3 separate regions of the Homo sapiens genome follow, and regions 2 and 3 are each linked to region 1. The links are chromatin contacts, found by Hi-C or POLR2A ChIA-PET in ENCODE. All regions are on one chromosome and are shown on one strand. The core of a region is the stretch at or near the end of the contact, and the rest is flanking DNA. Distances in the headings are between cores, read along the strand shown. Region 1 holds the start of LINC02758 (long intergenic non-protein coding RNA 2758). Region 2 has its middle 260 kb from the start of LINC02742. Region 3 has its middle 120 kb from the start of MIR610.

What was found. A loop is a pair of places that touch in the nucleus more often than their neighbours do. ChIA-PET counts read pairs that join two places held with the same protein, here RNA polymerase II (POLR2A). Pooled maps may share reads with other maps.
Region 2: a map of chondrocyte shows a loop between it and region 1 (2.3-fold over the local background). The contact joins the enhancer-like site here to the promoter of LINC02758 in region 1. A Hi-C loop is called at or near these places in 4 of 168 maps with a recorded cell type or tissue (A673, chondrocyte, endothelial cell of umbilical vein and 1 more) and 6 of 50 pooled maps.
Region 3: a pooled map shows a loop between it and region 1 (2.0-fold over the local background). The contact joins the enhancer-like site here to the promoter of LINC02758 in region 1. A Hi-C loop is called at or near these places in 1 of 168 maps with a recorded cell type or tissue (IMR-90) and 1 of 50 pooled maps. POLR2A ChIA-PET finds 5 or more read pairs at or near these places in 2 of 52 experiments (AG04449 and HCT116).

The regions. Positions count from the first base shown.
Region 1 is chr11:28,536,902-28,540,839 of GRCh38, forward strand. It overlaps LINC02758 (long intergenic non-protein coding RNA 2758), which reads left to right and starts at 2,046. Exons shown (of 8, transcript XR_002957243.2): 1 at 2,046-2,885.
Region 2 is chr11:29,157,947-29,161,884 of GRCh38, forward strand. No RefSeq gene overlaps it. Among named protein-coding and RNA genes, the nearest start is that of LINC02742, 260 kb to the left of the region's middle. Within about 2 kb of position 1,790, at least 2 of the 41 ENCODE cell types and tissues checked have a DNase peak (open chromatin) inside an H3K27ac peak, as active enhancers do; they include endothelial cell of umbilical vein, where a contact is called at or near this core.
Region 3 is chr11:27,933,206-27,937,143 of GRCh38, forward strand. No RefSeq gene overlaps it. Among named protein-coding and RNA genes, the nearest start is that of MIR610, 120 kb to the right of the region's middle. RefSeq lists enhancers at 693-1,194, 869-2,068 and a silencer at 817-1,111. Within about 2 kb of position 1,751, at least 7 of the 41 ENCODE cell types and tissues checked have a DNase peak (open chromatin) inside an H3K27ac peak, as active enhancers do; they include HCT116 and IMR-90, where a contact is called at or near this core.

The sequences.
Region 1 (3,938 bases), core at 796-3,295:
ACTCTGGATATAGGGTAGGATCATATTTGCTATCCCATTTGGACATGATCTTTTGTGAATTTTGTGCAAATTTCTTTGGCTTATATACTCAGGAACTGGAATGCTAGACTGTACACATTGTTCTTCATAGTGGATATACCAGTTTACCCTCCCTGTAGCAGATCAGTAATTCCTGATTTGCGACATTCTCAGCAACACTTTACATATCCATCATTCCAAATTTTTTCAATCTTGTGGGTATAAATTGGTATGTAATTATTGCTTTATTCAGGATTCTTCTGAGTGCTATAGAGACTGAATGCCTGTTCACTTACCTTAACTCTGAATCACATACAAATTGTGCAAGTTTAAATTTTGACCATGTAAGCATTGTGTTTTTTGTCCTCTTTTTTTGGTGGGTTCTATGGAGTTTGTCGTATACTTCAGATGTTAAATTCTTGTCAGATTTTGATATTGCAAATATCTTGTCCCAGTCTGCCACTCATCTGTTAACTTTGACAATGATGTTCATTAAACAGATATCTTTAATTTTTATGAAAATTCATTAATTTTTCTGCTCATGGCTTTTGATTTTTGAATCTTTTTAAATTAAGAAAATTTTTCTTATCGTCAAAGTACCAAAAATAATTTTCTACCTCAGTTTTTATCTTTTTATAATTTTTCCTTTCCCATTTAGGCATTTAATCCATTTGGTGTTGAATTTTGATGTATAATACGAAGTGGGAAATATAACATTTTTTATTGACATCATTATCTAAATAATTCATGCATCAGTCAGTGATCTTTGATGCCATCTCTACCATAGGGTAGGGTCTCACACAAATGAATCCGTTTCTAAGTTTTCTACCATGTTTCATTCATCTACTTGTTGACTCTGTATCACAACCACACTATTGATTACTGTGATTTATTAATTATTGTTTTATTAATGGATGTTTATTTTTTATTAAAAAATCTTAGGATAAACTTGTTGAAGTCCTCAGTGTTGTTTAGATTGGAACTACATTAAATTTATATAGTCATTTGGTTTAAAGTTAACAAGTTTACAGTGCTGTTATCTCCTCCAAGAATGAAGTATATTTCTTTGTTTATTCAAGTTTTATGGGGAGAGAGATGAGTCATTTTAAAACATTTAAAATTTTTCTCCATAAAGGTCTTGGTCACTTCTATTAGATTAATTCCTACATGTGTTTGTTTTTTCATTGCCATGTTATTTACTGGTTATCACTGATAAGACAGATGCTACTCATTTTGGGGAACTGATCTTGTCTCTGGCTACTTTGGTCAAATCTTATGAATTCTAATGGTTTACTATGGATTTTCTTGTTGTCTCCCTGCCCCTCATGGAAATGTACTATTTGTTCTGTTTTTTTCAAATAGGTCGGGCGCGGTGGCTCATGTGGTTGGGCATGGTGGCTCGCACCTGTAATCCCAGCACTTTGGGAGACAGAGGCAGGTGGATCACTTGAGGCCAGGAGTTTGAGACCAGCCTGGCCAACATGGTGAAACCCTGTCTCTACTAAAAATACAAAAATTAGCTGCCAAGCATAGTGGTGCACGCCTGTAATCCCAGCTACATGGGAGGCTAAGGCAGGAGAATCGTTTGAACAGGGGAGGCAGAGGTTGAAGTGAGCCGAGATGGTGCCACTGCACTCCAGCCTGGGCAACAGAGTGAAGCCCTGGCTCAAAAAAATAAGTAAGTAAAAATAAAAATAAATAAAAAATAGTAACAACATTGTGTCTTCCTTTCCAATATGTTTATCTTTCTCTCTCTCTTTCTCCTTCCATCTCTATCTCTGTTTCTCTCCTTCTCTCTCTCTCTTTCTTTCTCTCTCTCTCTCTCCCTCCCTCCCTCCCTGTCATCTTATTGTATTGGTCAGTACCTCTGGTATCATGTCAAACAACTGAAATGATAGCACACATCTTTTTCTTCTTCCTAACTTTAAAAAATATACATTTAAGAATTTATCATTATGGTTTTGCCCTAGGTTCTTGGTAGGCTATTATTATCCTTATTATTGTTTAAATAAAATTAATAGTTTCTTTCTATTTCTTGTTTCTACGAATTTTTTAAAAAACAAAATGTATTAATTTTATCAAGCACTTTTTCTGCATCTCTTAAAGTGACCATATGAACTGTCTTCCGTAGTGCTAATGTAGTAAATTACATTGTTTGTTTGATACTGAGCCATCCAGGAGTTTCTAAAATAAATCTTGTCATAATTTTTTAAGTATGCTATTAAATTTGGTTAGTTTTCCCAGGGGTTTTTTTTTGTATCTATTATATAAGTAAAATTGGCTTACATTTTTGTCCTTATTATGAACTTCTCTGGTTTTAATATAGGGGTGAAACTGGCTTTTAAAATGAGTTAGCTAACTTTTATTGCTTTTACATTTTCTGGAACAACATATGGTGGTTATCTGTTTTTATATTGTTTGTTACACTCACCCCATGCAACTATCCAGGCCTAAAATGTCTTAGGTAGTAGTGGGAGAATTGGTAGAGAAGGAAGTTTTTACTATCTTTTTTTTGATGATTTGGCATATTCATGGGTTCTATTTCTTTTTATGCTTATTTTGACTTTTTGTATGTTTTTCAAGAAATTTATTAATTTCATCTAGATTTTTAAAAATACAATTCAATATGGTTGTTGAGTGGTTTATAGTTTTTTCATGATGCTAAGAAAATCTCTGTTATTTTTATACTTATTTCCTCTTTCTCAATTGCTTATTTATGTTCTTCAGAAGCTCTACAAGGTCCTTCTCACTGCACTAGTTCTTGATTGGGGATATTTGTTATGCTACGATATAATCTGACCCTCCCCAGCTGTGCTTTCTGAAATACACCCCACAGCCTCTTGCTGAAGGACACTTTAACTTGGCAGGTAGGCCTTATGAGTAAGATGGTTCACACTCAGCTACTTTCCATACTGTTCACTTGATTTATGGGACAGTCATACATGTCTATTATACAGCCTTATTCACTTACTGTTACCCCCTATCATTACCACAGACTGTCTCTTTCAACATCGTGGTTGTTTTCTTTCTGTCATATTTCTTGTTTCCCAATTAATGTATTCAGAGCTATACATTTTATTCTATGTACTGCTCTAGCTACATTTCACAGATTTTTGCATATAGTACTTTCATTGAGTTCTGCTCAAATTGTTTTTAAAAATTTCTGTCAGGATTTTTCCTTTACCAAAGAATAAGTTAGTGATATTTATCTTTTATCTAAAAATCATTTGTTATTAATTTTCAATTTTATTACATCCTGGTAATTCACAGAAATATGATCTGTGTGATGTTGGTTCTAGCCATCATAACTGAGTGATTGACTCTAACATATACATTTCAGGCACCATAGCAGGGGACAAGGGGAAAGAGATCTCGGGGGATATCTGCATATGCTGCTGACTCTATTGCCCATAATGGAAGGGCATAATTAATTAGAAAGCTAGAAATCAAACTTTCTCCATGTGGAAGGATAAGAAATCTGAGGCTTACAAGAGCAGCAGGACTAGAGAATAGGAAATGAAAGGTTCATCACAATAGTCTTCTCACCATCATAATCTTTTTATTTTGGGGATAAATATTGAATATATTTTATATTCAAGACAACACAATGGGTTTTGGGGGGATTCTGGTGAAATCTGTAGTTAGGACAGTGGCAGAGACTGGCTAGGTACTCACCAAACACATTTTCTCTTCTTTCTGGGTACACTGCTAGCTTATCCTCCCAGCTCACTCTTCCTGAGGTAAGGACATGTGACCACTTCTCATGAATGGAATGTGAGAAGAAATGTGTGTCACTCCTAGGCCAAGGTTGCTGAGTGGGTATAGTCTTCTCTGTGCCCTTTGTTCTTGTTACTACTCAGATTCAGAGGGTCCTTTGGAGTAGTCCAAGGAGATGGCACAGCCACTTGATTGAGGGGAAA
Region 2 (3,938 bases), core at 540-3,039, 620 kb after region 1:
TCTTTATCTTGACTGTGGTGATGGTTACATAAATACACACATGTAATAAAATTTCATAGAACTAAATACACACTTGAATGTATATAAGTCTAATAAAGTCTGAATAAGATCAGTGGATTGTAAAAATACCAATTTTCTGGTTGTGATATCATCTTGCTGTTGTTCAAGATGTTAGCGTTGGGAGAAATTAGATGAAGAGTATATGAGGTCACTCTATATTATTTCTTACAATAGTATGTGAAACTACATTTTCATACAAAAAACAGTTTAATTGAAAAAAATTTCCCAAACTGGATTTTTTGATCCTGCCATAGATTATTCCAAAGATAACAAAAGTTTTTCTATTTCTGAGCATGATTAAAGAGAAGATAAAGAGTGCCTCTATTTCCTCTGAAGACAGAATAAACTATTTTCTTTTTGGTAAGAAGACATGCAAAATACCACTGAAACAAGTCCCACACAGTTTAATCATCTCAGAGCAACCAGTGAAATCTTTCTAAAATGTATTTAGAGCATATTTGTCTTATGCTGAATAATCCCCACTGTTTTCCCATTGTACTTGAAATAAAATTCAATTTATTTGCTATGGCATATAAGGTCCTACATAATGTGACTCCCTTATATACTTTGATCTCATCTCAACTTCTTTTACTAATTTTATTAGTTATCTATTGCTGTGCAACAAGCTACTTTAAAATATTGCAACTTAAAAGAATGCACATTTTTTTATCTGCAATTTCTGCAAAGTAGAAATCTGGGCATAGCTTAGCTGGGTCTTCTGCTTTGAGGTCTCTCACAAGGCTGTAAACATGTCAGGCAATACAAAAGTGTTACCTGAAGACTCAGATGGAGAAAAATCCACTTCCGAGCTCACCGACGTGGTCGTTAAGAGGATTCAGTTTCATAAGCGCTGTTGCACTGAGAGCTTCCATTCCTTGCTGGCTGTTGGCAAGAAGCTACCCTCAGTTTCTTGCCACATAGGCCTCTCCAACACGCCCCTTGTTTCATCAAGGCTAATGAGACAAGGGAGAGAGAGAGAATCCACAAGCAAGACAAAGTCAGCATCTTTTGTGACTTAAGTAGAAAAGGGACATCCTCTCAATGTTGCTGTATTTTATTGGTTACAAGATAGTTACTCTAGGGGAAAGCATGACACTAGGTCCTGAGTAACAACAGGTGGGGTCACTGAGGGCTATATAAGAGCCACCCTATCACACTAGTCTTCTTGCTGTTTACTGTATATCTGATCCAAGATTGTTAGAAAGCTGACTCCTTGTCATTTGGTAGGTCAGAGTTAATTGTGGAGAAGACCCAAAGTCTATAGAAGTGGAGTTGGAAATGGAGGTATATTGGGCTGATTGGCAGCTGGTAAGCTACCTGGGTGTGTAGGTGTGTCCGCAGATTGGTAAATTGAGTTAGGCTGGCCTGAAGTGAAGATTGCCAAATTCAACACAAGTGTGATAGTGAAAAATTAGAAAAGGAAATATTCATTAAATATCTTTTATGACTCAGCCACCATGTTTGTTGTTTTGCACACAAAATGTTTTACAAAATTATCTCGATGATATCATCCTAATCTTTTAAATAATGAAATCCAAGGCAGAGAGATTAAGTATCTCCAAAGATTACACAGTTGAAAAATAATTCAAACTCCTAGTCTTTCTAACTTTAATAACTGTTCATTTGCCACTGTCCCACAGTGGCTTCTGAGATGTCAGGGACTTCTCAGAGGAGCTGGTGGCCCAGGCTCGTGCTTTAGCTGGGCTCTCCTATTGAGCTTTCTCCAGGCTCCAGCGATGCTCCTTTGCATTCTGCTGCTCCCTTATGGCCATGACTGTAATTACAGCTAAGTTTACAGCCCTGGAAGAGGTTTCCAAGGGAGGGAGGCAGGAATCTGAAAGAACATTGGAGCATCAACCAAGAAAATAAAGAATTTGCAAATGAGGAAAAAAAGAGAGAAGAAAAAAGAGAAAAGAGGAGGAGGATGGGAGTTAGGACACAGAAGAGAAGGAGAAGAAGGAGAATGGTATGGTTTGGCTTTGTGTCTCCACCCATATCTCGCCTGCAATTGTTGTCTTCATAAATCCCCACGTGTCAAGGGTGGGACCAGGTGGAGGTAATTGAATCATGGGGGTGGTTTTCCCCATGGTATTTTTGTGATAGTGAGTGAGTTCTCAGGTGATCTGATGGTTTTATAAGTGTCTGGCATTTCCCTCTTGCACTCTCACTCTGTTCTGCCACCCAGTGAGGAAGATGCCTGCTTCTCCTCTGCCTTCTGCCAAGATGGCAAGTTTCCTGAGGCCTCCCCAGCAAGATGGATCTGTGAGTCAATTACACCTATTTCCTTTATAAATTCCCAATCTCGGGTATTTCTTCATACCAGTGTGAGAACAAACTAATGCAGAGGGAGAGCAAAAGCAGAAGAGGAGGGAGGGAGTTAAAAAAAAGAAAAGATTGTGGTTGGACTGCTCCAGGAATCAGACAAGTTTATTAGAAAAAAACTTTCTTCTCCGGCCTTATAGAATACATGAAAGCTTGATAGAAAAGCCGAGTATCTGCTAAATAGTGAGAGGACGGCCATGCCTCTTATAATAAAAGTATACTCAATAAAGCTTAATTATAAAATAATACCTGTAAATATAAAAAGTAAAATGAATTTTCATTTTATTTCAGATGCATTATTACATTTTATTAAAAGAAACCTGTGAAATAGGATTCTCATTATCCCTATTTACAGAAGGAGAAATTGAGGTTTGGGGAAATTTAGACTTGCCTTTTGGGTCACTCAGCTAAAACGTAGTGGACCCCAATAGTACTTCATATCTTTTCATGCCAAACTCTGTCTTTTGCTTTTATATCATATGTCTCTGTTGTACCTATCTTTCAGTTTTAAAGATTCTCTTAACCTACTGGTTCTCCCTCCAGGAGGTCTTCCGGGTTTCCTAGATCCTTTTTGGCTTCAGTTTGTAGTTGCATTATCTTAGTCTTTAAATTACAGGAATTGCTCAGGTACGGTACATTTTCACATCCAGACCACTAGTTCCATGCTTTTCCCACTCACAGATGATGCATACTTAGAACATTTGAGGTCATATTGCACAGACCTTTTAAAGAGAAGTATCAGTGAGTTTTTAAAAATCTATGTCTTTATCTCCTGCAGGTGGTTGTGGGGGGAGGGCACGTAATTGAGAGTTAATTGATTGCGTGTTTTCCCCACTAGAGTTTCATTACCATCCTACACTTCTATTATATGGGTCTTGAGGATCAAGACTTCCAAGGCCATCGATGATTCAACAAATTAATACAGACCAGAGCTAGTAATCACAGCTTGGAGATGAGGGAATGAGAGCACACTGATAGAAGTAAAGGGCAGTTTGGAAGGGAGGACCAGGGCTGCTTCCTCATTGTTTTTCCTGTCTGTCTGCAGTTCATTGTGTTCTTGAAAATGTTACTTTTCCAGTACCTAATGAATGATACATCAAGGCCTGCCATGAAACTGTAGGGAGAGACTTTATGGTATGACTCATGAGCCATGCTGAATTACAGATCTTTTCTCATTAGTCTGATTAAAAACCTAAGCTCATTATGGCTCAGGAAGTGATTTAGTTTCAATGCCTTTTGGTTATGTTCCTTTTTTATTTTCCAGGAGTGCATATTTTGGCTAAGAATTCATTTTCTATTTTAAATGGTTCTAAATTTCAATTCTTAAAATGTGTGTTCATTATCATATCATTCAGACCTGTAAATGTTCTTTTTATATTTTAAGAACTATTATTTATAAGCAAAGTGATTTTAATTTTATCTCATGTAATATTTTCCTTCACAAATGAGAATCTTCAAGAAAGACTTTTGGCATGTTATTTTTTTGACTTTCTGAATAAAATACTTTTCCATAATACTGGAGAGAGAATGTTGGCTTTGGAGTTAGATCTAAGATG
Region 3 (3,938 bases), core at 501-3,000, 600 kb before region 1:
AATACTGATTCCTGAGACTTACAGCTGGATAATCCAATTTAGTAGTCATTAGGTGGAACCCAGAATGGATCTCATTCATTGTCTAAATCCCAGAATATCACCTGGTACTTAGTATAACATGCATTAAGTATTTGTTGAAAAAATTAATAAATGAATAAATAAAATGAATGCTTCCTTTCTCTAATAAGTTGGAAATTATTTAAAGACCCGTTCAGTGCCCTGTCCATTTTTATAGTCACTAAAATACTTTCTATAGTTCATTCATTTAAAAAAAATGTATTGAAGGTCTATTATGTGCCAGCCATCTAAGTTCTATAGTAGCAAACAAATCTAATATGGTATTAAACAAAAAATTCTAATGAGGAAATAAGCAATAACTAATTTTTACATATATGTATTTATATTAATACATGACGTTACACAGCAATAGCTCCTTCAATATTGTGAGCACATGTGTGGCTTTTGTATGAATTACAAGAGGAGCCCCATCTCCCAGAAGGATCGTCTCCCTGAAGGATCTTCTACCTAAATTTGTAATTGTGGTGTAACAACAAGTTCTGTGGAATGGCTTCACTGGAGGCCTTAGAACGGTCCCTGAATTTTGTGCCCTTCAATAGTGACTAAAATGCCTTTATAAAACTTTAAATCAGAAGACCATGATGGCAAGCCTTAGAATCCAGAAGCTGTCTTGGAAAATACTCTGTATCTCAAATTAAGCAGTAAGAGCCTTTACTGAGGCCGTCTTTAGAAACAGGATCTCCTCAGGCCCATTTATAGCTCTGAGCCATTCTGCTTCCTACTAAGGGAACTTCTAGGGACAAGGCCACCACTTTCAGCCAAACACTCATGGTCAAAGCACGGTCATTGGCTCCCCAGGAATGTTTCCCTCTCCCCTTCTTTGGCTCTGCTTTAGCATACAAATACTGCTCCAGCATCTCTGTTTTCTGTGGCGCCAGGAAGACTGAGTCCCGTGACTGCAGGGGCTGGTAGGATGAGCACTGCAGGCTGCACGAGGTCGGCCAGGGCCCATTAACCTCCTATTCAAGCTCATTGTTTTACAAGTGATCATCGCCACTTCGCTGCCCAGTCAGAAGCAAGTAGCAGCTTTACGGCCTACTTAAAGAAAATGGCTCAGCACTTAGGCATTTTCTGGTGCCACAGGGTTCAAAGTGAAATTAATTTCCATTACCGCCTATAATAAATCACCTCACCCAACACATGTATGAAATTCCATTCAGTAGACTCAAGTCATTCTGGGGCCACACAGAAGAGCATGCACACTTCAGCTTGCGCGTAATTTCTCTGCTTGGATAGAGCTGATGGGGCCCTGCAAACGATTAGGTTCCAAGAGAGCTGATGGGATGTGAAGCAGTCCTAAAACACACAGATAGGAACCCTGCCTGAGGATACTGGGTTTAGTTAGAGGAGAAGGGGGAGTTCTTTCTTTCTTGGAACACTTTTTGGTGGCCCTTTCCCTCTCTCTCTCTCTGTCCTCTCTGGGGCCTTATCACAGTCATAGATACACAGACGCTTGTGGTAGGGACAGTAGAAGCCCCTCTGATGTCAGAATCTGGATCTGGTTGGAAACTCTTGGAGGTCTTTTGTGGGGAATGTGTGTGGCTAGTCATTCTGAGTCTCAATCATTTTATGAAAGAAACTGCGGAATGATTGTAAGTCCCTCATACAGCCAGAGAATGAAGAAAGTAAATAGCAAGGTACGGCATCACTGAGACAAATCCACAGAAGCCGGAAGGATGGTGAATATGACTCACATTCAGCGAATCATGCCTCAGGAATTTAAGCTACAGAGGCCCAGAATCTTCGAGCTGGAAGAGATCTTACAGCGTGTTGAGTCCAATCCCCATGGGCTAGAGATAGGAAATGAGGAAAACAGAGACATGAGATTATAATAGTAATCGCTACTGTTTATTAGGCCCCCATTCTGTGCCTTCAAGGTACTAATTTGTAACATTTGTATTGATTAAGCCCCATGGCAATTCTAGGAAATTGTCTTTTTTATGTTTTTAAACAGATTTATATTTACAGAGAAATGGAGAAGATAGTGCAGAAAGTTTCCATATACTCCATAACCAGTTTATCTTATTATTAATAGTTCACATTGGTGTAGTACTTTTATTATAATATATGAACCACTATTGTTACCTTATTATTAACTAAAGTTCATGCTTCATTCCAATGATTTCCTTAGCTTTTACCTAATGTCCTTTTTCTATGTCAGGAGCTCATCCAGGTTACCACATTACATTTAGTTGTCATGTTTACCTAAGCTCTTCTGTGACAGTTTCTCAGACTTTCCTTGTTTTTGATAACCTTGACAGTTTTGAAGAGCTCCAATTAGGTATTTTTTTAGAATGCCACTTTATTGGAATTTGTCTGATCTTCTTCTCCATGATTGGACTGGGGTTACAGGCTTTTGGAAGGTGAGGTAGGTATTTTTATCCTCCTTTGCAAATGAGAAAACAAACACTTAGTGAAATAAGGAGAATTAAGTCATGTCACTAATATAAGTAATGAAGTCAGGTTTGGAACCCAAGTCTTTCTGAATCTAGAGATCAAGTTCTTAACCATCACATTGCTTTCCTGTAGCCCTATTAGTTGAAAGCCCAACGAGGACTTAAATCTGAAATCCAATTTGGTGTTCTTTCACAGAGACGGATGGTTGCAGCAATAGGTAGGTAGGTAAGTAGGTAGATAGGTAAGTAGATGGATAGATTGATGATAGACTCTTTATAAATGTCTCACGATGACATGTGTAACACAGTCTTACCATAAACACTCAAGCACCATAGACATATATGAGATGATAGTGCCTTGTAAGCACTCTACAATAATTGTTACTGTTAGGTGTAGAGCCGTCCAATTTTTCTATGCTTATGCCATGCATAATTTTTGTTGGCATGCATAATTATGCCAACATAATTTTTAATGGAAGTGTATTATACATACTGTTCTGCAAGGTTTTTTCTTAATAATATATCACACAATTTTATGAACTATACATTTGAGTTTGACTTCGAACTTTCTGTGTACTCTTAGTTAACTGATTCCTTATAAATGGACATCAGGTATCTCAATTTACTGCTGGTGCTCTTTCCCTTAACATGGTGGACCTAAAAATTCAGCAATCATGAGTATCATTTGGGGAGTGCATTAAACTACTGGCTAGGTGCAGTGGCTCACGCCTGTAATCCCAACACTTTGAGAGGCTGAGCCAGGGGGATCACCTGAGGTCAGAAGTTAGAAACAAGCCTGACCAACATGACAAAACCCCTTCTCTATTAAACACACACACACACACACACACAAAAATTAGCCGGGCATGGTAGCAGGGGCCTGTAATCCCAGCTATTTGGGAGGCTGAGGCACGAGAATCACTTGAACCCAGGAGGCAGAGGTTGCAGTGAGCCGAGATCGCGCCACTGCAATCCAGCCTGGGTGACAGAGCAAGACTCTGTCTCAAAAGCAAACAAACAAACAACAACAACAACAAAACCCAAAACATATTCTTAGCTACCAAGGATTTTAGAATTTGTCTGATCTATAGATTCTTATTGAAAAGGTTTGTCAGAATTTAGATTTTTTTTTTTTATGAACACATATTTTTTTTCTCTAGGGGAGTAGAGATGGTAGTGATTTTGGGACCATACTAATTTGGAAACAAAGTCTAGTCTTCCTCTTTGTATCTTGCCAGTATAAGTCCTTCCTTCATTTGGATAGAAGTAATCCATTCTGACATACAAACTTCAGAAACTCCAACTGGCTCCAGTGAAACACATCTGCATATGTGATTTTGACAAATAAATGCTCGGAATGGACTTGCTTTACTGGCAAAACAGGTATTACAGTATATGCTGGGGGCAAATTAGGATGGGTCTCATTTGTACCCTCCAACAGTCTGAGGGATAAGCAGATCAGGT